2 separate regions of the Homo sapiens genome follow, and region 1 is linked to region 2. A link is an interaction called in ENCODE POLR2A ChIA-PET data of the cell type or tissue named here. Cell type or tissue: HepG2. All regions are shown on one strand. Each heading gives the region's core, and the rest is flanking DNA. Links, peaks and the distances in the headings are about the cores only. Region 1 has its middle 230 kb from the start of IGFBP3. Region 2 has its middle 7.2 kb from the start of CCDC201.

The links. Peaks named below come from ENCODE experiments on the same cell type or tissue, not always from the same donor. Only the 100,000 strongest peaks of a DNase experiment are listed, where the experiment ranks them.
Region 1: POLR2A ChIA-PET joins it to region 2 with 11 read pairs; 2 of 35 experiments call an interaction of 5 or more read pairs at or near these places.

Annotation. Positions count from the first base shown.
Region 1 is chr7:46,149,130-46,161,617 of GRCh38, reverse strand. No RefSeq gene overlaps it. Among named protein-coding and RNA genes, the nearest start is that of IGFBP3, 230 kb to the right of the region's middle. RefSeq lists enhancers at 6,833-7,127, 7,275-7,344. In HepG2, for the core only: CTCF peaks have their summits at 7,049 (motif pointing right) and 8,745 (motif pointing right); DNase peaks (open chromatin) are centred at 6,007 and 6,977.
Region 2 is chr7:45,874,023-45,886,510 of GRCh38, reverse strand. It overlaps a transcript of CCDC201 not described here. Among named protein-coding and RNA genes, the nearest start is that of CCDC201, 7.2 kb to the right of the region's middle. RefSeq lists a silencer at 177-394 and an enhancer at 7,443-7,961. In HepG2, for the core only: a CTCF peak has its summit at 3,840; DNase peaks (open chromatin) are centred at 890, 3,940 and 4,370.

The sequences.
Region 1 (12,488 bases), core at 2,438-10,437, 270 kb before region 2:
ACATACTGTGCACTCCAACATTACTGACAGAGTAGATTTGAAAAGCTTTCACCACAAATAAATGACAACTATGTAAGCTAACGTATATGCTAATTAGCTGAATTTAGCACTTCCACAGTGTGTACATATTTCAAAACATGGTTTTGTACACCATAAATATATACAATTTTACTTGTCAAATAAAAAATAAGTAGTAAGAACAAAAGTTTTAAGAACTGTCGTAAAATGAAATCAAGCCATTTCTGCTACCGGACAGACTCGCCTTCCAGGCTCCATGCCTCTTCTTTCCTCTTGACTTAAACTAACTCCCTGGACTAAAACCTTGGGTCCTGCTACCTTCACCATATGCTGCCCATCAGCCCTTGGTGGCCCCTTCAACAGCGGGGCCTGGGCCATCAGATCCTCGGCCTTCCTACTGTGGCCTCTGCCTGCCAACTTGTCCTGACATCTCCCAAAGTGAAAATGCTCATGGCCAAATTTGGCCCCAGCCCAGGGCCTCGGCTTCGCAGCACGAGCAGGGCCACAGCTCTGGGTGCCTGAGTCGTGCGTCATCCACAAGCAAGGGCACTGCTCATGCTCCTGTTGCCAGTGGGCAAACCAGGGCAGGACTTGATGTTATTTGTCCCATTAATCATGATCTTGGAGAAAAAAAATCTTGAGATGACTATTTCAGCACACCACATAGTAACTGAATGTTAGTCACATCAATCCATTTTCAGACAGCAAAGGAGGCAAATTTGAAGAAGCAGAGTAAGTACTTTGCACTATGTGGCTATTGTTCACAGATAACCAGATGTTAATTAAAGAAGGAAAAGACTGAAATCGATCTATTACCCTGATTACACTAATCCTTCACTCCTGTTTGCAGATTAAATGGCCAATACATTCTATCACTGCATTGATTCAAACTATGGGCCCAGGGACCCTCTTCCTCAAGACTTCTAGACAGGATTTTAGTTATCTAAACTGTAACTAAATTTTAGTTTGTCTTTGTATCTGTATTTGTTCTTTCTTCACTCTTTGCAACCAACCTAGACCTTGTTCTTAAGGAGTGAGAGGGGGCAGAACCTTTTTTTTTTTAGTCAATGATGTATTTCCTCAGGTATCAAGCACATAAAGTGAACACAAAGGGATAGTACAGATTTTGGAATTAATTTTTCAAATTGTATTGATAATGGAGTGCTGACACTTGGTGAATTTAGTTCTTCTCTATTGCATCAGACAAATCTAAGGAGTGGAGTCCTCATCCATGTCGTGGAAGTCTCATCAGTGATTTCATGCCAAGTCAAGGCCGATGCAGAGGAAGTAACTGTGGACCAGCAATGAGAGATTTGGCTTCTATCCCTGTGCCATCCTGACTCCCCTGTGACTTTCCCTGTCTGTAAATGGAGAATCTTGGAGTCCCAGGCCCCAGCTGGCAGTCACGATGGTTATTTGAGCAGAACCCTTGCAGTGTGGCATGCTTTGGAGAAGAGAACCAGCACGTGCTAACAGCCATTGAAGAGCAATGACAGCACTGCTCCCATGTCCACTGAGGAACAGAGTGACTGCTGTTCCTCTTGCTGGTGCACCGTTCTCCAATGACACTGGCGGAGAGTCAAGGAGTGAACTGGGAGAGGAAGCAATTGTATCGGAAAAATATCGCCTAAACAGAAGAGTTCCCCAGAAGCTCAATGTGATAGTTAACTGCATGTGTCAAATGTGCTGGGCCACAGAGCCCAGATATGGGATTAGACATTATTCTGGGTGTGTCAGTGAGAGTGTTTTGGATGAGATTAACATTTAAATTAATAGGCTGTGGGCAAAGCAGGACCTTTGGCTGTGACCAAAACCTATCCCCATGGGATCCTGTAAGACACAAATGAGGAAACCTCAGCCTGCCCCACTTTTGTTCCCAATGGGGCACGTAGGAAGGGCAGCTTCACCATAGGGCTTAAAATTGGCCCTTAGACCCAAAGCACTTAGACCTGCATCCTACTCAGGGAATCTCTCCTTTATTATTGCCCCTCAAAACTTGATACCAGTTTCTCCAATGTTTGATTCAAGTATTAGAAAATGCTTCAGAATATCCATTGAAAGAGATAAAGGCAATAATAAACAACTCTTCATTAAGTATCTACTATATTCATAGCACTGTTATATCCATGGGACAATAAAGTAATTAACCTTCATGCTGAACTTTCCCATGCATCTTACTATTTGCTATTAACAAACATCTTGTGAGAAAAAGAATATAAGCACATGTTGTAGATAATGAAAATGAGTTTTAGAGGGTTCAAATTGAGTTGTGCAATGTGAGGAATGTGGAATTTGGATTCAGGTGGGCGGTTCATCCTAACCTTGAGAGTTTTACTACCATGAATCTGTCTTAGAGGAGAAAGCATCACTGACTTCCCCTGCATATTTATGGACTCAAATTCATCATTGCTTGGTCCCCAAGCACCTCCACCTCTATATTGGCCTGCAGCTTAGGGGAGTGTTTTTTTTTTTTTTTTTTTGAGACAGTTTCACTCTTGTCTCCCACGCTGGAGTGCAATGGCACTATCTCAGCTCACTGCAACCTCCGCCTCCTGGGTTCAAGCGATTCTCCAGCATCAGCCTCCTGAGTAGCTGGTATTACAGGCACCTGCAACCACGCCCAGCTAATTTTTGTATTTTTAGTAGAGATGAGATTTCACCACGTTGGCCAGGCTGGTCTCGATCTCCTGACCTCAGGTGATCCACCTACTTCGGCCTCCAAAAGTGCTGGGATTATAGGTGTGAGCCACCACACCCAGCCAAGGGAGATTTTTATATGACCATTTGGAGGAAAATTCTGTAAGCAATATAATTATTATTTTTAAAAATTACCTTTCTCTTATAATTTATAAGAAATATATCAGTCAGGAGAAAGAGGCAGAAAAAAACCAATCTAAGTAATTACTGGTCTTCTCAACTGTCAATCCACATCAAAATTAAGCCTGCTCCATCTTTGTTGCCACGCTCATAATTTATGAAATATTTGTCACTGCATATGCACTTTGCACAGTTGAATTTATCATGAGTGAAGTGTTTCATTTGTTTTCTCAATAAGCTAGCATTCTACATTTCTGCAAGGGTAAGTATGCAAGTTTTGCACATTAAAATATACATAGAGGTCTCATTAGTAACTTCAAAATATTCTCAGGTCAGTTTCTGAGGCAGGAAAGCATTTCTCAAGGGTCGGCTAGGTGTCAGGTGCTGGGATGGGGCCTTCACAGTAACAGACCAGGGGCTTCTTCACAAAGCCTTTTGTTTGGCAGGGTAGGGGAATGAGTAACAAATAAACAAGAAACTGCAGGACTATTATGATTGGAATGAAGAAAGCAGCCATCTCAGGTGGTCCATCAAGGCTCCTTTAGATCAAGGGAAAAGAAATGTCCCTTAAGGAGATGGCATTTGGGCTGAAATATGAATGTGAGAAGGAGCCAACAACTCACCTTGCAAACATTCTAGGAACAGCCTTAGGCGGAGGGACAGGTGCAAAAGCCCAGAGGCAGGGATGCTTGCACTGGGGCGGGACAGAGGTCAGCACAGCAGGGATGACATGGTTCCCTAGGGGGATGCGTGAGTCCTTTTATAATAAAATATAATAAAACAGTACAATAAGGCTTAATCTCACAAGCAAGTGCTCCAAGTCATAGCCGAGACAACATCAGATTCCTTCAAGTGGAAACTGTGATTTGTGGGATTCCAAATGAAGAAGAACCTTAATATTTTGTAAAGAAAAGGAGTAAAGTTCAAATTAATAGGGGAAAAAATGGGGAGACAGTTCAGAAAGCCCAGATGCATGTTAGGACTTTCAGGAATCATTTGAGAAAAGATATAAAATATACAGCTTTGCACCCCACTTAAGACAAAGCAGTAAACAAATCGATGCCATATTTGGTTATACTAATTTCTATTTTACTCTAATCCTCAACAATGCTAAGGGAAAAGTCCAAAACAGCAGAGCGTAAGGCTCTCCAGAGGTGGAAAGCCGTTCTTAGGCAATCATGATTGGGAACACATGCTTGGCGTCATTCATCACAGCAGAGGAATCTCTGAGGAAGTGTCATAATTGGGGGTAGAAACATGAACAGATCTGTGAACCCCCAAAAGTTTTGTTTAAAGTATTTTTAGTAGACAAATAATCATTACATATATTTATGATGTCTAGCATGATGTCTTGATATGCGTACACACTGCAGAATGATTAAATGAAGCAACTGAGCACATCCATCACCTCACATACTACCTACTCTTGTGGTGAGAGCATTTAAAATCCACCCTCTTAGCATTTTTTAAATATACAACATATTGTTATTAACTGTAGTCACCATGCTGTATAATAAATCTCCTGAACTTATTTCCATCTAATTGAAATTGTATTTCCTTTGATCAACATCTGCCCCACCCCTTCCCACTCCTCCCCACTGCCCCCAGCCCTTGGCAACCAGCATTCTACTCTCGGCTTCTGTGATTACAACTTTTTAAGATTCCACATATCAGTGAGATCATATAGTATTTGTCTTTCTGTATCTGGCTTATTTCACTTGGCATAATGTTCTCCAGATTTATCCAGGTTGTCACAAATGACGGGATTTCCTGCTTTTTTTAAAACTGAATGGTATTCCATTGTGTCTATAAACCACATTTTCTTTATCCATTCACTCAGTGATGGACATTTAGGTTGCTTCCATATCTTGGCTACTGTGAATAGTGCTGCAATGAACACAGGCATGTAGCTATCTCTTTGAAATACTGATTTCATTTCCTTTGGGTATGTGAAATTCTATGCATGTATCTTTCTAGTGAGTAGGTCTCAAACCTGTCTCAAAAATTAATTAGCTAATTAAAGGTAGAATACACTACAATGCTGACCCCATTTTCATTTATTTTGATCAAAATAAGAGATGTCAACTCAATGTTTTAATAAGTGAACTCTTCAAGATCTTCCCTGACAAATATTACTATTTGCTTCTAAGCAATGTCCTTTTACCCATGAGTTATAGTCTATGCTCTGTCACCACATTTCAGAAGTTGATGAACCTAGCAGACACTGTCATCAAGACAAGTTCCATTTTCCATCTTTCTAAGGAAGTTGTGAGGACGGAGCCATCTGTGCACTCTTCATGGAAACCATGGCCATTTGCAACAGCTGCCTGGGGAGAGCAAGTTCAGTGAGTCGGGAGGTTCCAATTTTGCTCTACCTATTTCAAGTTATCTAGTAAACTGCATGTGCTTCTGCTCATAAATTTCAGCAATCCCATTTTGGCTCCCAGACTTCCTGCAGAAGGGGTTATGATGTTATATGATTTAATGATCTGACAAAAGCTTTGTCCCCACAGCTACAAATCTTAGGCAATCATCTGTTCCAATGTAATGCTAACCTTATGGGTCCCCTGAGTGCAATTTTCATGGCTACCAGAGACTCCCTTAACTGGTATCTAGTTACATGTTTCGAGAAGCATGTTTTTCGTAATTTTTAATATAAACATTGCAGATATATCATGCTAATTGATACACACTACATATCTGCACCCTGACCCAAGGAGAAAAAAATTGGCAAACTTACAGACAAATTGGAGAAATATTCATAAGATGAGCTTGTTTTAAAGCAATATCTACATTATACATTTCTGAGAATATATTTTCAAATGAAATGTTTAAATTATGAGGTGTCTTTTCTTCTTCACTGGAGAAGAAACTGTCATTTTTGGAAAAAAGTCTATTCCACTTAACTATTTCAGAAAATTTTAATTATGTTAATTAGTCTAAAAACATCATGTGTGCATGTGTTTGTGCACATAAGTGTATATGTTTTTTAAGGAATAATGTTATGTTTGCAGAAAGCAAGGCAGAGAAGAATGATAATCCATAGCAATTAATCCCTGGTAACATTATAGGTTGACGTTTTCATTGCACTGTATTCATGATTCATAGAACTATCAAACTGCAAAGTACTCACATGTCATTTATTTGAACAAGCCTAAGCATAGGTGTCCAAAGTCCCTTAAGTGACACCCACAGAGACATTCTCCTGGTGCCTGACTGACTTTGCTAACAGTGAAGAAATATCTGTCTCTTGGGTTTAATACCTAGTGAATCTTACTGGCCACCCCCAACCAGGGGCTGGAGGGCAGGGGACCCAGAAATAACACTGGTAGAGGTCCGCCTGTTAGGGAGCACAGTAGGGCAGAAAGGGGTGCAGAGGAGGTCCCTGGGGCCAGCGGGGAATATCTGGCACACGCCAAATGCTCCTCTAGCCATTGGATGGCAAGAATTAAACAGTTCTTTGTAGTTCTCATTCAGAACTCTCAATCTCATAAAAAGGGATTAAGACCTAGATGAGGAAAGTGACCTCCCCAGGACCCCCAGAAAGGTAGCTGTGGGTCATCAGAAGACAGCTTTGAGACTCCTGGTACACAACTCTTTAGTCTGCTAGGTGGACTTGTCAGCTCCTCTTAGGGCAGAGATGATAGTCTGGTTGTGGAAGAGAACAGTGAAGTGTCCCTCACTTGGAGCCGACCCTGAATTCTGGCTTGAAGGATCTTGCAAGTTGTTTAATTGGGATAGTCACAGACAGCCTCTGCGTGCCTGAGATGAGTGGTCTCGACCTGAGGAGCAAAAAGGCAAATAGTGCTCCAGAACAAGTTAGCTCTTTTTAAGAAGCCAAAGTTAAAATTCTTGTAATCCTTTTTGGCTTGGAAATGGAAAAAAAAAATACAATCAGGAAAATGAGAATTAGATTTGCAAACGATATTTTAATAAAAATAGGATAATACAAAAATCTCATTTTAAAATTTGTTTAAAATGTATCCATTATGTTTTAATGATAACTCAGAGTTATCCCTGATGAGGCAACAGGAGGAGGCAGAGAAATGCCCCAACTTTTGAACTTTGTACGATGTACATGGGTGGCAAAGTTACCCAGAAACATGTGGCCTAAGCAGAAGCAAAGGTCACTGGTTTATACAAACTAAACAAAGTAGAGTGTCCTGAGGAACAGTGCACAATGCTGTCATCTAGCAACTGGGAGCCACTACTCTAGGGGCCTCTAGGGGTCTCTGACATCAGCTTTTGCCCTTAACTTCCCCCTGGCTACGTTTGAGACAGATGATCTTGTGGTGTAAGAAACCTCCAAGGCTGAGTCCCTGCCAGGTGATTCAGGGCCATGGAGAAAGCACTACCCTGCTTAGTAGAAATTCCTTCCCCAGAATCCTCGTTGGCTTGCCCTCAGGATTTTTTACTTTGTTTACTATGTTTTACTCAAAGGTGATATCACCCAAAAGGTGGGGAAGGCATTACACATTCTCTCCCCACACCATTTGGAAATCCCCTAACAAGCATTACTAAAGCCCAGCCCTGCTTAGCTGGTGAAATCTCACTAATCTCTTGCCCAGGGCACTGCAATTCCAGTGACTGGTCCACGTGGAGAATTGCTAAAGGAGGTTTCTGTGTGTGTTTCAGCTTGGTAGAGACAACTCAGCAGGTGATGCCTCCAGGCTGCCCTCAGGAGAGGCAGGTGCTTCACAGCTTCTGCTCTGCAGGCTCGACATCAACTTGTGACACTGTGGAAGGAGCGGGCACCTCACCCTCCACAGTGTGTGGCTAGAACAGTCATCCAGTCCACACAGCACTTTCTGTTCCACAACCAGCCCAAACTGCCTTTACAATGCATTAGAAAAGCCACCCTTCCTCCAGCAAGTAGTTGCTATCTGCTGCAACATAGTTGTCAGAAACATGTAGATCTACAAGATCTGTTTGTGTAGAGAGCCCCAGGATTTGATGCCCTAAATGGTGGGTGGACCAGGGAACATGACACTCCTTCACAGCTGTGGGACCTCAGTGTCAGAAGCATCAAATGATGTGTCTCACATTGCACTACCTAAAATGAGTTAGATTTAGTTCTGTGGGCTAAAAATGGAAGTGAGAAAGGAAAAAACAAGACTTAACACCACAGCCTGCTGATAATGGCCCGAATGTTTAGGAGAAATGACAATGTATCCTTAGAAGGATTTTTTGTTTTGTTCTGTTTTGTTTGTTTGTTTGTTTTTTGCTAAAGTCTCCAAGTTTTTCTTCCCCCTAACACAGGCAAATACACAGGAGTACCTGCTTTTCCTTTTAGATTTTCACCTGACTTTTAGGGTCACATGCATGCAAGCTGAATATGCTTTTCTTAGAGCCAGTGGGATTTGCAAGAGGAGTATGTCTACTGGCATTAAAATGAAAGTATTGTCAAAAATGTCAATGGTAGACCACCATAATGTGTGTGTTTGTGTGTATGGGCATGTGTGTGTGTGCGTGTGAGTGTGTGTATTAAAAATAAGTTTTGAACTTTCCTAGAAAATTTTTATGGTGGTCTACCGTTGACATTTTTTTGTGTGTGTCTACACAATTCAATATTACTCAGCAATAAAACGAAAGCCACTACTGATACACACATGAATGTGGGTGGGTCTCTAAAACAAGGCTGAGGGAAAGAAGCCGTGAAGTCTTTTCTACATGTATGCATTGGTTGGGTCGTTGGTTGGTTGGTTGGTTGGTTGGTTCTGACAGGAAGCATGTTGTTCTGGATCCAAGACAGACCTGATGATTCACAGAGCATCTTGTGTCAGTTCCCCATGCAGCCCCTCCCCATGGGACGATGCAAGAAGAGCAGTGGGCACCTACACATGTGATTTGGTTTGTGCCACAAGAAGGAGCTCCAAATCATAAATCTTGCAGCTTATGTGGGTGGCTGGTACAGCTGCCTGGCTCCCCCTCTGGAGGAAAGAGAGAAACCTGGTTTTTTTGTTTTTTTTTTTTTTTGACATAAACAGATCCTCTCAGGTGGGAAGGAGAAGCCTTCAGGTCCATTGCCCTTTGGAATGTAAGCTAATGGCTGCAGAGCAGATGAACCATAGTGTTTCTGGAATAACTCCCCATCTCTAACTTCCCAGACATGGTTACCATCAATCATCCTTCAGCCCAGGTGGCCAGGACTTTTTGCTTAAAAGCCCAGATCATGCAAAAACTTGAAAATATTCATGGAGTGTTGTTTTTTGACAGAAGCCAGACATAAAAAACTCCATACAGTATAATTTTTTGTTAGGAAATCTAAAACATCGAAGTGAATGTGTAGTCACTGAATGCAATCAGCAGCTTTCTGGGGCTGGGACAAGTTGGGTGATGGACAGTAAAGGGGAAATTTCTGAGGTGATGGGAATGCTCTATGTCTTAATTTTTGTCACAGTTTCACCACTGTAATATTTGTCAAGTTTCATCCAACTGAACAGTTAAAAGCAGAGCATTTACAGTCATGCTGGAATCCTCAGTAACATTGTTGACAAGTCCAGCTTGGACAGATTCCTTTGAGTTGTTTACATGGAGACTGGTGGGCAGCTTCCAGCCACACTGGCCAGTGCTCCTACTTCTATACCACTCTTTTATTCAACTTACATATAAATAGTCATGTACTGCATAACAACATTTTAGTCAATTATGGACTATATTATAGTGGCCCCAGAAGATGATAATACTGAATTTTTACTGTACTCTTTCTATGTTTAGATAAACAAATGCTTCCCATCGTGTTACAACTGCCTACAATATTCAGTATAGTCATATGCTGTACAGGTTCGTGGCCTAAGAGCAATAGGCTATACCATATAGCCCAGGTGTGTAGTAGGCTCTACCATCTAGGTTTGTATAAGTATACCCTGTCATGTTTGCACAATAACAAAATGGCTTAATGACACATTTCCCAGAATGCACCTCAGTTGTTAAGAGATGCATGACTGTGTATGACTTGTGTGCTTGGTTTCACGATATGTAAGTCAAATATTGCTATAGCAAAGGTACCAAAAACTGGAGCCTCTCATTTTCCATTTCTTATACTCTCAAGTCTCACACCTAGCAAATAACATGCTCTTTGAAATGATGATAATAATAATAATAACAGAATCTTATGTTTGAACACACTGCCACTGTAGGATGGCTCCCCAGCCTCAATCACTATATCAACAACATAAGAATGAGTCAGGTTTAGGGAGCTAAGGTTCTGCATCATGGTGTTACATAGCTAAGGCTTCATTGAGCTCTTCCTTTATATTGGTGTGTAGAACACTCAAAAGTAATACAACTTCTCTTTTCCTTTTTTTCTTTTTGCCATATGATATTAAAATTGATAGAAAAAGTGCAGCTTCTCTACAATTGCAACATGGAGTTACAGAAGAATGTTTAAGCACTTTTTTTGTCTTCCCAATAGCCACTGTTGCTAAAGAATGGAAATTAAGCCATATCCTTTAGCAACAGAGTGATACAGCTGAGCAAAATATTTTTAAAATAAATGTTTTTCTTACATTATAAAGATGACATGTTGTTGTTTGGGAACATTTAGAAGATACAGAAAAAGTAGAAGGGAAAAATATCAATCTACACTCAAACTCTTGAAAATTGGTTTCTGCCAAAAGGCCCATAATTCTTTTAAATGCCTTTTCCTCACCCCAGTGATTTCTTCATTTCTCTGCTTTTTAGACTCCTCTATCTCATGAGCCCAGAAAAAAGTCACTGCTCTTTGTGTTAGATATCAACATGACTTAGAACCATTGAGTTAGAATCTGGTCATCCCATATTCCATGTGGCAATGACACATACTATAGATTGAATCCACCTGGATAATTTCCTGTAATTCTTTAGTCTGGAGACATCTTGTTCACCACAGCCACCTCCCACTCATTTTCACACCCATCATCACAAGCTTTTCTTGTTAACAGAACTTCCAAGTTGCACCCACCTGTCCCCACACATGCATAGAATTCCTTCTCCTAAAATGGCCCTATTTTAAGGAATCTAAAATATTTCTTTAAAAAATCATGAGACAAATAAATTCCTTCTTCTACAATGGAAATAAAGGAGAATCAAATATATACAAATCTTGTCTTTGTGGATTTACAGTAGGGAATGTAAGGCACAAGCACAAAAGCACTGAGCTGAGGCAGAAGGTAATGGTTAGCTTATAGAGTAAGCAAAAAAAATGATTCTGAAAACACTATACATGTACACTACAACTGAACAATTAAGTAAATGAATGGCAGGTGGTAAGAGCCAGGTTTCTCACTGTGGGAGAGGCAACAAGCAAGAGAGGAGGCTCTAATGACCCATATGGTAGTGGATTAGTCTTGGAAACATCACTGTGAACTCATGTTTATCTTGATGTAGAGATAGGCACACACAGAAATGTGTACACATGCAGGTTGGTATGCATATGTATTTTCTTGCTCTGTCAGGTCAAAGTGCCTGCAAGCAACTATACCCCAGCACCAGCAAGCACAGGCACCCAGATCTTGGTGTCTAACATCATTCTCTCATGAAAGGAGCCAGGGGTTCTCAGAAAAATTGCTGATTCTAGGACTGGAACAGGAAGTATACGAGATGATCCCGAAGTATCTTACTGTGCCAAAAAGCGAGCAAGTGCTGAAAATAAAACCCAAAACAAACATGTTGGGGGCATGTCAAAGGAACACAGAAACCAACTGGAAAAGGTCTCAATGGCCAAAACTGAAACAATTTGAAAAACAAAAAGTAACATTGGATGATAATTCAAAATATGAAATAAATAAACATGAGTCCATACTGATCAAAATAAAACATTGAATAAATAAATAAATGGGGGTGAAGAGAAAAATGTCCTAGGCGGGAGCATTCCGAATAATTTATGTAGAAACTCTGGCCTCTAGAAGATGGAGTAAACTCTTCACCCCTTAAGTGTTGATTGTTGATAGTGTCTTCCATCCAAAGAGTACAGTATGAAAAGAAAACAAGTAACTTGACAGTAGAGAAATATCACCAACATAACCTCAGCCAGAGATCAGGGTCAACATTAACAGGGCGAAGTCATGCTGACAGTGCTTACCCTTGACAGGATGTGATGAAAATGGCCCTCTATCTCTGTGGCCTTCCTCCCAAGAACCTATAACCCCAGTCTGTTGATGAGAAAGACATTAGACAAATAACAGTTAGGGGACATTATACAAAACACCTAACCAGTCCTCCTCAAACTGTCAAGATCATCAAAAGCAACAAAATTCTGAGAAACTGTCACAGCCAAGAGGAGCTGGAGGAGACATAACGACTAAATGCCATGCAATATCCACAGTGGGATCCTGGATCAGAAAAAGAACATAAGGTAAAAATTAAGGAAATCTGAATAAAGTATGGACTTTAGTTAATAATAGTGTTGCAACGTTGATTCATTAATTGTGAAAAATGTACCATACTAATATAAGGTGTTAAACAGGTATATGGGAACTCTCTGCACTATCTTTGCAATTTTTCTATAAAATAGAATGAACCAAATGCCCATCAATCAATGAGTGGATAAAGAAACTGTGATATATATATATATGTGTGTGTGTGTATATACACAATGGAATACTATGCAGCCATAAAAAGAATGAATTAACAGCATTTGCAGTGACCTGGATGAGATTGGAGACTATTATTCT
Region 2 (12,488 bases), core at 845-8,844:
AAGGGGCCAGGCTCAGTGGCTCATGCCTGTAATCCCAACACTTTGGGAGGCCAAGGTGGGCGGATCACCAGAGATCAGGAATTCGAGACCAGACTGACCAACATGGCAAAACCCCATCTCTACTAAAAATACAAAAATTATCCAGGCATGGTGTCAGTCACCTGCAATCCCAGCTACTCAGGAGGCTGAGGCAGGAGAATCGCTTGAACCCAGGAGGCAGAGGTTGCAGTGAGCCAAGATCATGCCATTGCACTCCAGCCTGGGAGACAAGAGCGAGACTCTGACTCAAAAAATAAAAATAAAAAAATAACCAAGTTGAAATTAACTGACGACCTCCTTTTCTCACCACTTTCCTGTTTCTGTGGCCTTCGGGAAGTGACTTGGATTTGCCAAGCTGGCTTTTGTTCTACCTCTAAAGTCTCCAAAGAGTAATGGCCCCAGCGTCTCCTGCAAAAATCAAAATAAGGCAGTGAGGTCACTGCAGTTGGAAGTTTATGATTGTTTGTCATTATTTCTTTACAGAGCAGAGTTTGGTGTTTGGTAAAGGAACTGACCAACGGTTTTGAATTTTTTGACATTATTTTTAGGGTAGATGCCTAAGCAATTTGATTTCCAGAAGAAGAATGTGTGCTCTGTATTTTCTCTCTGACTTCCTCAGCTTGCAATCAGTGCCCACAGCTGAAATGTTTTCTTAATGAAACACATGAAAGAGGCAATTCTTTGGTAAATATCTAGAGGCCACCTGCTGTGTGCCAGGCAGTGTACTCCGCCCTGGATAGTTGTGCACTTGCTCAGCATTCGTCCCACCCATCCTCCCTGAGGTCTCACTTGTCCTGCATGTAGTGAAAATTCCTCCCCTCAAGGATCGATTTCCCAAATGTTTTCCTTGCTTGCTTCATAGCAACAGCAAACCAAACAGCCCCCAAATCAAGAGAGAGCTCTCCTCCTACTCCTGACCCTCTGTCAACACAGATGGAGCCAAGCCCCTCCCTACAGGCCTGTGTAGGCCGACTGTCCATCCGTCCATCCTGTGTGGGAGTGAGCGGCCCTGCCCTGGCAGGTTGGAGTTACAGCCGATGATGTGACTGCTCACACAGCCATTTCTGGGAACATTCATGAATCCCCAAGCCCCACTGCCCCCTGGCAGGGGTCACAGCCTGGCCTGCCTTTGGTGGTCCCAGTGCTCTGACTCACAGCTGACTGGGGAGGCTGGGGAAGTGCCCAGGGGAGACATGAAAGGAGGTGCATCTCTCAGCTCTGGGAAGTGCAGGGTGGGCCCTGGGAGAGAGGTCTCCGGACCTGCTGCACCTCAGCCTCAGTTGGCCTGACCCTAACCCCATGACTCTGGTCTTGCTGTTCTCAGTGCCTGAACTTCCATCACCCTATCATGCTTATCAAGTCCATGGTCTCTTCCATCCATCCCGGAAACTCTTTCTTGCAGGACTCTATCCTGATATCCCCCACCTCCTGCGGCTGCCCCCTCAGAATGAATTGCTCTTCCTTCCAGCTTCTCCATCTCAAGCTCCCAAGCTTCTGTCTGCATTCTTTCCCTCACCCAACAGTGACCGCAGTGGAGTGGAAGGGAGGTACCCTTCCAATGTAGGGCAGGTACTGAGCTAGGTGTGGGGGAAAGGAGTGATGGGATGCCCTACACTGAGCCACAGTCTTGCCCCCATCTAGCAGGAGGATGGTCTGTCAAGGGCGGGCTACTTACAACCTGACCCTTAGGATAAGTGAGGTGGGAAGAGACAGCAGGTCTATTTGTGTCTGGGTACGTCTCCATAAGCTGCTGGCCATGGCTGGTCTTGGAGGGTAAGTGGCCTTCCCCCAAGCAGCAAAGGGATGGGGTGTGCAATGTGGGAGAATAGAGATGATGGTGGGATGACAGCAGACAGCTGGGAAGAGTGCAGTGTGTTCAGGGAAGAGCCAGTAGTTCTTCCTGCTGGGAGCTGGAATAACAGGCAGGGAGTGGCAGGGGAGCAGGCAGGGGACCAGGCACAAAGAGGCCTGGAGGCTGTGCAAAGGGGTTTAGACTCCTCATTAGGGCAGCAGGCCACCACCACAGGGGTATAAGCAGGCTAAGAGAGTGGATATCCTTAGAAAGGAGGTTCTGAGTCAGGCAAAGTGGCTCACGCCTGTAATTCCAACACTGAGAGGCTGACGTGGGAGAATCGTTTGAGGCCAAGGATTTGAGACCAGCCTGGGTAACAAAGCATGACCCTGTCTCTGTGAAAATAAAAATAATTAGCCAGGCATGGTGGTGTATGACTGTAGTCTAGCTATTCAGGAGGCTGAGGTGAGAGGGTCACTTAAGCCCAGGAGTTTGAGGCTACAGTGAGTTATGATCACACCACTGTACTCCAGCCTCGGTGGCAGAGTGAGACCCTGTCTCAAGAGAAAGAGAGAGAGGAGAGAAAGAAAGGGAGAAAGAATGGAGGAAAGGGAGGAAGGAGAGAGATGGAGAGAAGGAAGGAAGGAAGGAAGAAAGAGAGAGAAAGAAAAAGAAAGAAAGAAAAAGAAAGAAAAGAAAAGAAAGAAAGAAAAAGAAAGAAAGATCGGTTCTGGAAGATCACCAGGGAGGGAGCCGGCGCCTGGGGACCCCTCATTCCTGCACCCCTTCTGAGCACCAACCAGACACCCAGAAGCTGAGGATCAGCCATGAAGGAGGCAGAGCCCCACCCTCAAAGATGTAGAGGGGGAAAAATAGTAAACAAATACTTTAACAAATGCACTGCAGCTTGTGATTAATGCATGAAAGAAAGAAAAGAACATCAGGAAGGGGAGTATGGAATGATGCTTCAGATGGGATGGCCCACATAGTGACCAAAACTGGTGAGAGGAAGAGTTAGAGACAGATAAGAAAAGTCAGAGAGCCATAGACGAGGTCCATGCCGTAGCTCAAGGCCCCTCGGACTCCCTGGAGCCAACTGCACAACTGTGTGCTTCCGTGTGGTCTTTGGGAGTCGTCATCGACTCTAATGGGCCTTTGACCACCCAAAGGTTGAGGACCATTCTGGCCTCAGTTATATCTTCATGGCACTGTTCCTTCCTCCTATGACCCCTTCTCCATCCCTGGGGACCCACCATAAATGTCCTCACCTCTGCACAGCCTGATTTCAGTGCCCCCCTGTGCAATCCTGATGCTTGATCTCACATTGGGTTATACTCATGCTGAAGAGCTAAAATAAATGCCTATCTACGTACTTCTGTGTGTGTGTGTGTGTTGGGGTGTGTGTGTGTCTCACCTGGTTTAGTGAACAGGGGACAAGCACATAGATGTCCTTCTGTCCAGCACCACACAGGCACCAATAGGTGCCCCATGCCCATTTGATAAAGAACTATGAATCCAATTTCACAGGACACCTGGAATCAGAGCACCAAGAGCAGGGAGGGGTGGGGGAGCTAGTGTTTCATAAACGTTTACTATACTGGGCATACCTCATGCCAAGCCACACATGCCAAAGTTGCCAGTAGGTCTCATCACCACCAGCTGGAGATGAAGCCCCTTCTTCACCCGAATCAAAGCCTTTACCCTTCCTGCCATACCATACAGGCATTTTATGTAGGCTAGGGCCAAAAATGTCTGTATGTGCAGGGGCAACTGGGAGCATATTTTGGGAGGCAGGGATGAACAGTTGTTTGGGGTAAGTGTGGAAAGCTTTCAGTGCTAGACATGGAATTTGTATTCAATCAACTGAGCAAAAAAGGGTATTAAACCGGGGACCAGGAGACCTCCTGCCGCATTGCAAATTCTCTGTGCTGCAAAGAAAAGGAAACCACTATCAGTGATTCAGAAAAGGTGAGGGACACATAATCATAGCAGTCCCATTGTGTCACTCCAGGGGGTGCCTATGAATAGGGCCACACACGGCCTCTGCCAGCAATTTGATGGCACTTCAGAACACATCTGTCTTTTTCTTGTGGGAACCGCAAGAACAAATGTTGACCGTTGCACTCAACAACTCAACTCTGACAATTGTGTTAGCCCTTGAAGGGGAGGTCATGAAAGCTGGGAAGTATCAACAGCAGAACAGCTCTGGAGCAAGACCGTTTGTTTTTGTGCCTTAGATTTCTATGTCCTAGCATGTTGCATAAAGCCCCTGGCCTCAGTTTTTTCACCTGTAAGATGGGGATGATGGATTGCCTGGTACAAGAAAGCACTGCATGAACAGGAGCTATTGTCATCCTGAGCAGCACGGTGGCTCGTTCCTGCCAACGGCAGAGGCTGGGACCTCTGGGGTGGTGCAGTCACACGGGTGCTTCCATCATCTGCTCTTCCCAATCCTGCCTTCGTGCAGTGTGCTGCTTACTCACCAGCAGCTGAAAATTGGGCAATCCATGCTCTGAAAAACAATACAAGAGTCAAGGGCAAAGTCAAACTTTCAAAGGGAAGAAATGCTGCAATCCAGGGACACCTCAGAAAGGAAGTTGTTTTTAACACGGGGAAAAAAAACAAAGTGATGTTTTGCTTATGTTCCATGATCAACACAGGGGATGATGTAAATCTGTGCAAAGGCCCGACGTGCTGCCCTTATCTCCCAAGCTGATGAAGGACACTGCTTGGCAAACTGATGGGAAAGTTTGAAAAAATAGCTCTCGCCCACACTCCCCACTAATCAAAGTGGAAAAGTCACCTAGCTCTTGTCACGTCAACAAAACCCAGTTTCTAAACACAGGAGGAGCACAGATGTGTCCAGGCCAAAGCCCAAGGGACCCTGTCAGAAGACCAGGGTCTGAATCTCAGTGTTGGCGATGGAAGCGAGGCCATCCCGAAGCATTTGCATTCAGGGTGCAGTGGGTTGGGTGAAAGAGGGCAGGTATCAAGTGCCAAACATAGGGCAGGTGCTCTTCGTCTTCATTCTGTTATGCTCTCCCCGCATCAAGGCTGCTCAGGTGACAGACCCCTCCTAATTTCTCACCTCTGGTAAAGGGGGGTGGGTTAGACCACGGTCACTCACTAATTGGCATTTCTACCTAGATGAGTAGAAAGGCCCATCCCCAGGCCCTACACCAACCCCAGACTCCGGCCTCTGGGGGCGCATCCCACACTCTGTTACTAGGCAAGCCGCCTAGGAGAATCTGTTGCATGCTCAAGTCTGAGGCCATGGGTTCACAAAGCACTTCTGGGCCCGCACTTGCACAAAACCACTCCATAAGAAGTGAGAGATTAGGGTAATGGACACATTTGAGGGAAGAAACAAAGAGGCAGAGCTATCATTGCTGCAGCTGGGTGGTGAGAGGGCCTGGGTGGTGGAGGGAAATGAGGACGAGCCACCAGGACACCAGAGCTCCCTGTTGCTCACTCCCAGGAGACACATGCATCTCATTCCCCCAAGAATCTTCGCCACCCATATAAAAACTAAGATGATTTGGTAGAAGATGACACTTACCCGGACCATGCATGGGCTTCAGGAAAGTCACGACTGTACTACGTTAGATGTGGTGTTGTTTGATTAACCCTGAATTCACTAGATGGTGGGAAGTGTCCATCACTTTGGTGAGGTGAAAATTCCCATACCAGTTTGGCCCCGTGAACTCATGCCATGACCCCCATGGGGATTCTGTCAGCAAGAAACCTCAATGTGCTTGTGAGGCCATCAGTCCAACACAAACACCAGGGCTGCCACTCACCCAGCCCATAATAGGTCACCCCACAGGGGCAGCAGGACCTCTCCCACCCCAGGATGGAGCTGTCAAATTACTGTCCTCAGGTCCCCAGGCCCTTGCTGCACTCGCTACACACACTGAGTTGGAGCAAAGCCTGCCAATTACAACACGGCGGCAAGCACTAAGGACAGGTGACCCTGGCTCTGCAGGACTTTGCGACATGGCCAGGCAGCAATGACCCTGAGGTAAAAAGAGTGGGAGTCTCATTCCCCAAGTCACAGTGTGCCCATCACGTGGGGTACCATCACCTGCATATAACGTGCCCATCACATGGGGTGCTGTCACCTGCATACAGTGTGCCCATCACCTGGGGTGCCATCACCAGCATACAGTGTGCCCATCACCTGGCAGGCCATCACCTGCATACAGTGTGCCCATCACCTGGGGTGCCATCACCCGCATATGGTGTGCATATCACACAGGGTGCCATCACTGGAGTTACCGTATGAGGATCATGTGTTTATGAAAACCACAGCATGTTACTTTTGGGGGACTTGGACTGTGGTTTGTTTCCAACTTTTCTTCATTACAAATAATGCTGCAATCATTTTAATCTTTCCTTTCCTTTCCTAATGATATTTTCTCAGGATAAAATTCCAAGTTTAAAATAATAAAATAATAAAAAATAACTCCTCTTCATCTCAATTTAAACAGCCAACAACAATGTATGAGAGTATAAGTTTCACTTCAATATCAGCAGTATTATATGTTGACGTTATCATGTTTGCAGATTCAGTAACTTTATTTTTTTGTGTGTGAAGACAGAGTCTCACTCTGTCACCCGGGCTGGAGTGCAGTGGTGCAATCTCAACTCACTGCAAACTCCATCCCCCAGATTCAAGTGATTCTCCTGCCTCAGCCTCCCGAGTAGCTGGGATTACAGGCACCCACCACCATGCCTGGCTAATTTTTGTATTTTTAATAGAGATGGGGTTTCACCATGTTGGCCAGGCTGGTCTCAAACTCCTGACCTCAAGTGATCTGCCTACCTCAGCCTCCCAAAATGTTGGACTTACAGGCATGAGCCACTGTGCCCAGCCAGATACAGTAATTTTAAAGCAATACTGTGTTAGGTTATTTTGCACTTAGTTGATTATTAATGAAGTTTATAGTTGATATGGTTTGGCTCTGTGTCCCCACCCAAATCTCATGTCAAATTATAATTCCCACTGTTGGAGGAGGGGCCTGGTGCGATGTGATTGGATCATGAGGGCAGTTCCTAATTGTTTAACACCATCCCCCTAATGCTGCTTGTTTGAAAGTGTATAGCACCTCCTCCCCATCACTCTGCCACGTGAAGATGGTGCTTGCTTCTCCTTTGCCTTCTGCCATGATTGTAAGTTTCCTGAGGTCTTGCCAGAAGCAGAAGCCTGTTCAACCCACAGAACCATGAAGAGATTAAACCTCTTTTCTTTATAAATTACCCAGTTTCAGGTATTTCTTTATAGCAGCATGAGAATGAACTAATGCAGAAAATTGGTGCCAGGAGTGAGGCATTGCTATAAATATACCTTAAAATGTGGAAGCTACTTTGGAACTGGGTAAGGGGCAGAGATTGGAACAGTTTGGAGGGCTCAGAAGAAAACAGAAGATGAGGGAAAGTTGAGAACTTCCTAAAGACTTTTCAGATAGTTGTGACCAAAATGCTAATACTGATATGGACAATTAAGTCCAGGCTCAGGAGTTCTCAGATGGAGATGAGGAACTTATTTGGAATTGGAGTAAAGGTCAATCTTGCTATGCTTTAGCAGAGACTAGCAACATTTTGCCCCTGCTCGAGGGATCTGTTAAACTTTGAACTTGAGAGAGATGATTTAAGGTATCTGCTGGAAGAAATTTCTAAGCAGCAAAGCATTCAAGACATGACCTGGCTGCTTCTAATAGCATCAGCTCATATGCATGTGCAAAGAGATTATCTGAAGCTGGAAATTATTTTTAAAAGAGAAGCAGAGTGAAAAAGTTTGGAAAATTTGCAGCCTAGCCATGTAGTAGAAAATAAAAACCCATTGTCTAGGGAGGAATTCAAAGCTGCAGAAATTTGCATAAGTAAAGGTGAATCAAACGTTAATAGCCAAGACAATGGGAAAAATGCCTCCAGGGCATTTCAGAGACCTAGGGGGGCAGCCACTCCCAACACAGGCCCAGAGGCCCAGGAGGGGCAAATGGCTTTGTGGGCCAGGCTGAGGGCCCTGCTGCTCTATACAGCCTTGGGACATGGTGCCCTGTATTACAGCTGCTCCAGCTCCAGCCATGGTGAAAAGTGGCCAAGGTACTGCTCAGGCCATTGCTTCAGAGGGTGTAAGCCCCAAGTTTTGATGGCTTCCACGTGGTGTTGGGCCTGTGTGTGCACAGAGGCAAGAGTTGAGGCTTAGGAGCCTCTGCCTAGATTTCAGAGGATGTATGGAAATGTCTGGATGTCCAGGCAGAAGTCTGCTACAAGGGCAGAGCCTTCATGGAGAACATTTATTAGGGCAGTGTGGAAGTGAAATGTGGGGCTGAAGACCCCACACAGAGGGCCCACTGGAGCACTGCCCAGTAGAGCTGTGCGAAGAGGGTCACCATTCTCCAGACTCCAGAATGATAGATCCACTGACAGTTTGCACTGTGCACCTGGAAAAGCTGCAGGCACTCAATGCCAGCCTCTGAAAGAAGCTGATGGGGCTGAACCCTGCAGTCCCACAGGGGAAGAGATGCCAAGGCCTTGGGAGAACACCCCTTGCATCACTGTGGCCTGGATGTGAAGTCAAAGGAGATTGTTTTGGAGCTTTAAGATTTAATGACTGCCCTGCTGGGTTTCAGACTTGCATGGGGCCTGAAGTCCCAATTTCTCCCTTTTGAAATGGGGGCATTTTCCAATGCCTGTACCCCCATTGTATCTTGGAAGTAATTAACTTATTTTGGTTTTACAGGCCCAAGGTGAAAGGGACTTTCTTTGTCTCAGATGAGATTTTGGACCTGGACTTTTGAGTTAATGCTGTAATGAGTTAAGACTCTGGGGGACTATTGAGAAGAAATGATTGTATTTTGCAATGTGAGAAGGGCATGAGATTTCACAGGGGCCAGGAGCAGAATGACACGGTTTGGCTCTGTGTCCCCACCCAAATCTCCTGTTGAATTGTAATTCCCAATGCTGAAGGAGGGTCCTGATGGGAGGTGATTGGATCATGGGAGTGGTTTCTAATGGTTTAGCACCATCCCCTACTACTGCTTGTTTGAAAGTGTATAGCACCTCCTCTTCCTCTCTCTCTCCTGCTCCACCATGTGAAGGTAGTGCTTGCTTCCCCTTTGCCTTCTGCTGTGATTGTAAGTTTCCTGAGATGACCTCAGAAGCAGAATCCTGTACAGCTTTCAGAAACGTGAGCTGATGAAACCTCTTTTCTTAAAAATTACCCAGTTTCAGGTATTTCTTTATAACAGTGTGAGAACAGACTAACACAATAGTTTTCCCTGCCTTGTGGTGCTTTACAAAGAGTACTGACCACTTATTTACATCCTGGGGTCAAAAGAAACCTAGAGCACACTGGTTGTGTAGAAAACAACATGTTATCTGTTGTGGTGGAGTTTCCACAAAAATATATTCAATGGAAATGGAAATGGGGGCAGAGAAGGGAAATGCAGGTGGAAAATCATGACTGTAACAATGTGGGTAGAAGATGTAGAGAGAGAAGGTGCTAAAAGTTGTTGAGTTTACCACATGCCACACACTGTCTTGAGGATTTTCTACACCTTATCACAAGACCCAGTGAGGGGCTCTCATCGTCCAGGGCTATGTGTCCCCTCCAAGGCCCATGTCAGCAAGATGACAAGAGCTGGGCTCTGAACCTCATCCTGCCACCACTTCCACAAGCACTGTATGTAACCCTAATGGGGTTTCAACATGGCTGACTAGCAGCCATACCCAAACTGGCAGCTTGGACTTCGATCGCATCTGAATTCAGAGCCTGTGTGTCCTGCGCAGTGAGAGGTTTGGGATTCTGTGCTGCAGAGCTTTCCTGGGACCCAGTGAAAAGAATGTGTCAGGCTCTAGGCTTGGACCCAGGAGCTTGCAGGCACATGCATGGCTTCTCCCCTGGCTGCTGCCCAGTGATGGCCATGACAGCACCTGACGGCTGCCACCCAGTGCCAGGCTAACACCACTGTGTGGAAACACACTTTGATTTCCCAATTATATTATTCACAGACACAAACAAAATATCCTTACACTGCCCAAACCAGTGTACCTATGTGCCAGGAGGTCACAGAGACCTGAGATTCAGGAGGTTGGGGCAACCCTTAAGTCAAGAGGTCAGGGCAACCCTAGAGTGAGGAGGCAACTCTGGGGACCTGGAAGTCAGAAAGCCCTGGGGGTGGCCTGGCCAGCTTTGTGCTGTATTTTGGGACATGAGATGGGGTCCAGGCTAGGTCCTTGGCAGCTCTGTGATCTTGGGCAAGTAGCCTGATAGCTCTGTGCCTCAGTTTTCCCATTGGCAAATGGAATAGCACCTGCCACATCAGATTTTTCTGTATCAGTCCTTGTGATAGAAAATAATTACACTATAGGAGGTCAGGGTTCCTCACCAGGTAAGAGGGTTGTCATGGTAGTCATTTGAGTTACTGTTTTCTTCCTTGTGCTCAAGAGGGCCCTCTGGGAAAGTCATTGTGGTTTCTTCGTCCTCTACAAGATTCAACATGGCCTCACCCTGATGGCTCTCTGATGCTGTCTGCCCCTCTCTCCTGCCCTCTGACCCCTTCTAACCAGGACACACTCTGCTGTCCTCTTGACTCCCCAGCATACTCTCCCAGTTTTAAGGTCTGACCCTTAATTCCATCAGCAAAGTCTCTTTTCCCATGTGACAGAACAGATTCACAGGTTCAGGGGAATAGGGCGTGGTCATCTCTGCAGGCCACTATTCTGGGGCCAAGTGGTACTTCTGACAAATACTTGTCATGTGCATCTGTTTCATCCTTGCCTGGAACTGTTAAGGTCTTATGACAGGGAACTTAGACTTTTGTGCTTTCAAAAGTAATTCAAGACTCCAGTCTAAGAACAAACCACTCTGTCCTCAGTCACGCCCAGGTGGCACATAGTGCAGGGAAGAGAGACCTGAGCAGGAACTGGGAACCGGGACCAAGCAGCCCCCGCTGCTTCACTCCAGTATTCTGCACAAGCCTCTCCCTTCTGCTGCCCTCAGTTTCCCCATCTGGAAAATGAATTGACGGTGCTAAGGGAGCTTTACCTTCAAACACTCTTATTCATTAGGTGTTGTTTTTAGAAAAAATGCGAAACAATTAAGTGATGTTAAAGTTTATCCACCATCCTGCCATCTGGATGTCACAAACGCTACCATTTCTGTGTGTCTCTTTTTGGATATGTGTGTACATATGTGCCTGTGTTAATTTTGTTCTTTTTTTTTTTTTTTTTTTTGACTGAAGCCTCCTCCTCCCGGGTTCAAGCAATTCTCGTATCTCCGCCTCCCAAGTAGCTGGGACTACAAGTGCACACCACCATGCCTGGCTAATTTTTGTATTTTCAGTAGAGATGGGGTTTCACCATTTTAGACAGGCTGGTCTTGAACTCCTGACCTTAGGTGATCCACTTGTCTCAGCCTCCCAAAGTGCTGGGATTACAGGCGTGAGCCACTGTTCCCAACCCTGTGTCATTTTTAAAATGAGATCACACTATACTGTCTATTCTATAGCTTTTTTCTCCTTTAATATATCACAAACATCTTCTCTGTAGTGTGTGTATGCACACATGTGTACATCCATGCACATACACATGTTCATACTCACATACTGGCTGCAAAGTATTCCTTCCCTCAGACTCATTCTAATTTATTTCATCAGTGTCCTTTTCCTGGCTTTGCACACTGCATCTACTTGGGCTTTTAAAGATAACACTCCATGGCTACCAGTAACAGGAAATAAGGAATGACTCAGTTTGATTATCTCCTGACATACTCATACAAGTGGAATTGCTGGTTCAAGGCCATCCATACTTTTAAGTGTATCATACATTCACACCAACTTGCACTCCAGAAAGGCTGTACCCCTAGAGCCCCACCCCCAGGGTAGAAGAATTTCGAGCCACTCTCAGCACTTGAACCTGGAGCCAGTCACCCGGCTGTGTTGCTCTGCGCCAACCAGGGCAAGTTGGGATGGCTCTCTGACAAACCCTTTCTAGTGCTCTCTGAAGCCTCAGGAAGAACCCAGGATTCAGGGATCTCAACCTCTCTTGCCACTGAGTGTTCTGAAAGCGGACAGTCAGAGGGTGAGGGTGAGCATTCACCGCAGGCCTCAGCTCTGCGTGCTGTACACAGGCCTGGGTGCTGAGAGCCGCTTAGCTCTGCAGCCGTGCCTCCTCATTTAGGTTCCTATGTGCAGATGTTTCAGAGCTGGGAAAGCCCTCACATAGCACTTCATTTTACAGAGAAAGGAGAGAGCCAGTGACAGCATTCATTCACCAAAATCACATGGCAACTTAGTGGCAAAGTTCAGAAAAACAATACAGAGTAGCAAGGGATAAAAAGCACTTATTTTGGAGTCAGACAGTCCTGGGTTCTTGTCTTGGTTCTGCTAAATACCACTAGGTAAACTCCAGCAATTTGCCCCACAACTATGGGCTGTCTTTCCCTTATTAAAACAGGCTTACTGGCCGTGCATGGTGGCTCACACCTGTAATCCTGGCACTTTGGGAGGCCAGGCGGGCAGATCACGCAGAGTTCGAGACCAGCCTGGGCAACATGGCAAAGCCTGTCTCTACAAAAAAGTACCAAAATTAGCCAGGCATGGTGGCATGCACCTGTAGTCCCAGCTACTTGGGAGGCAGAAGCAGAAGGATC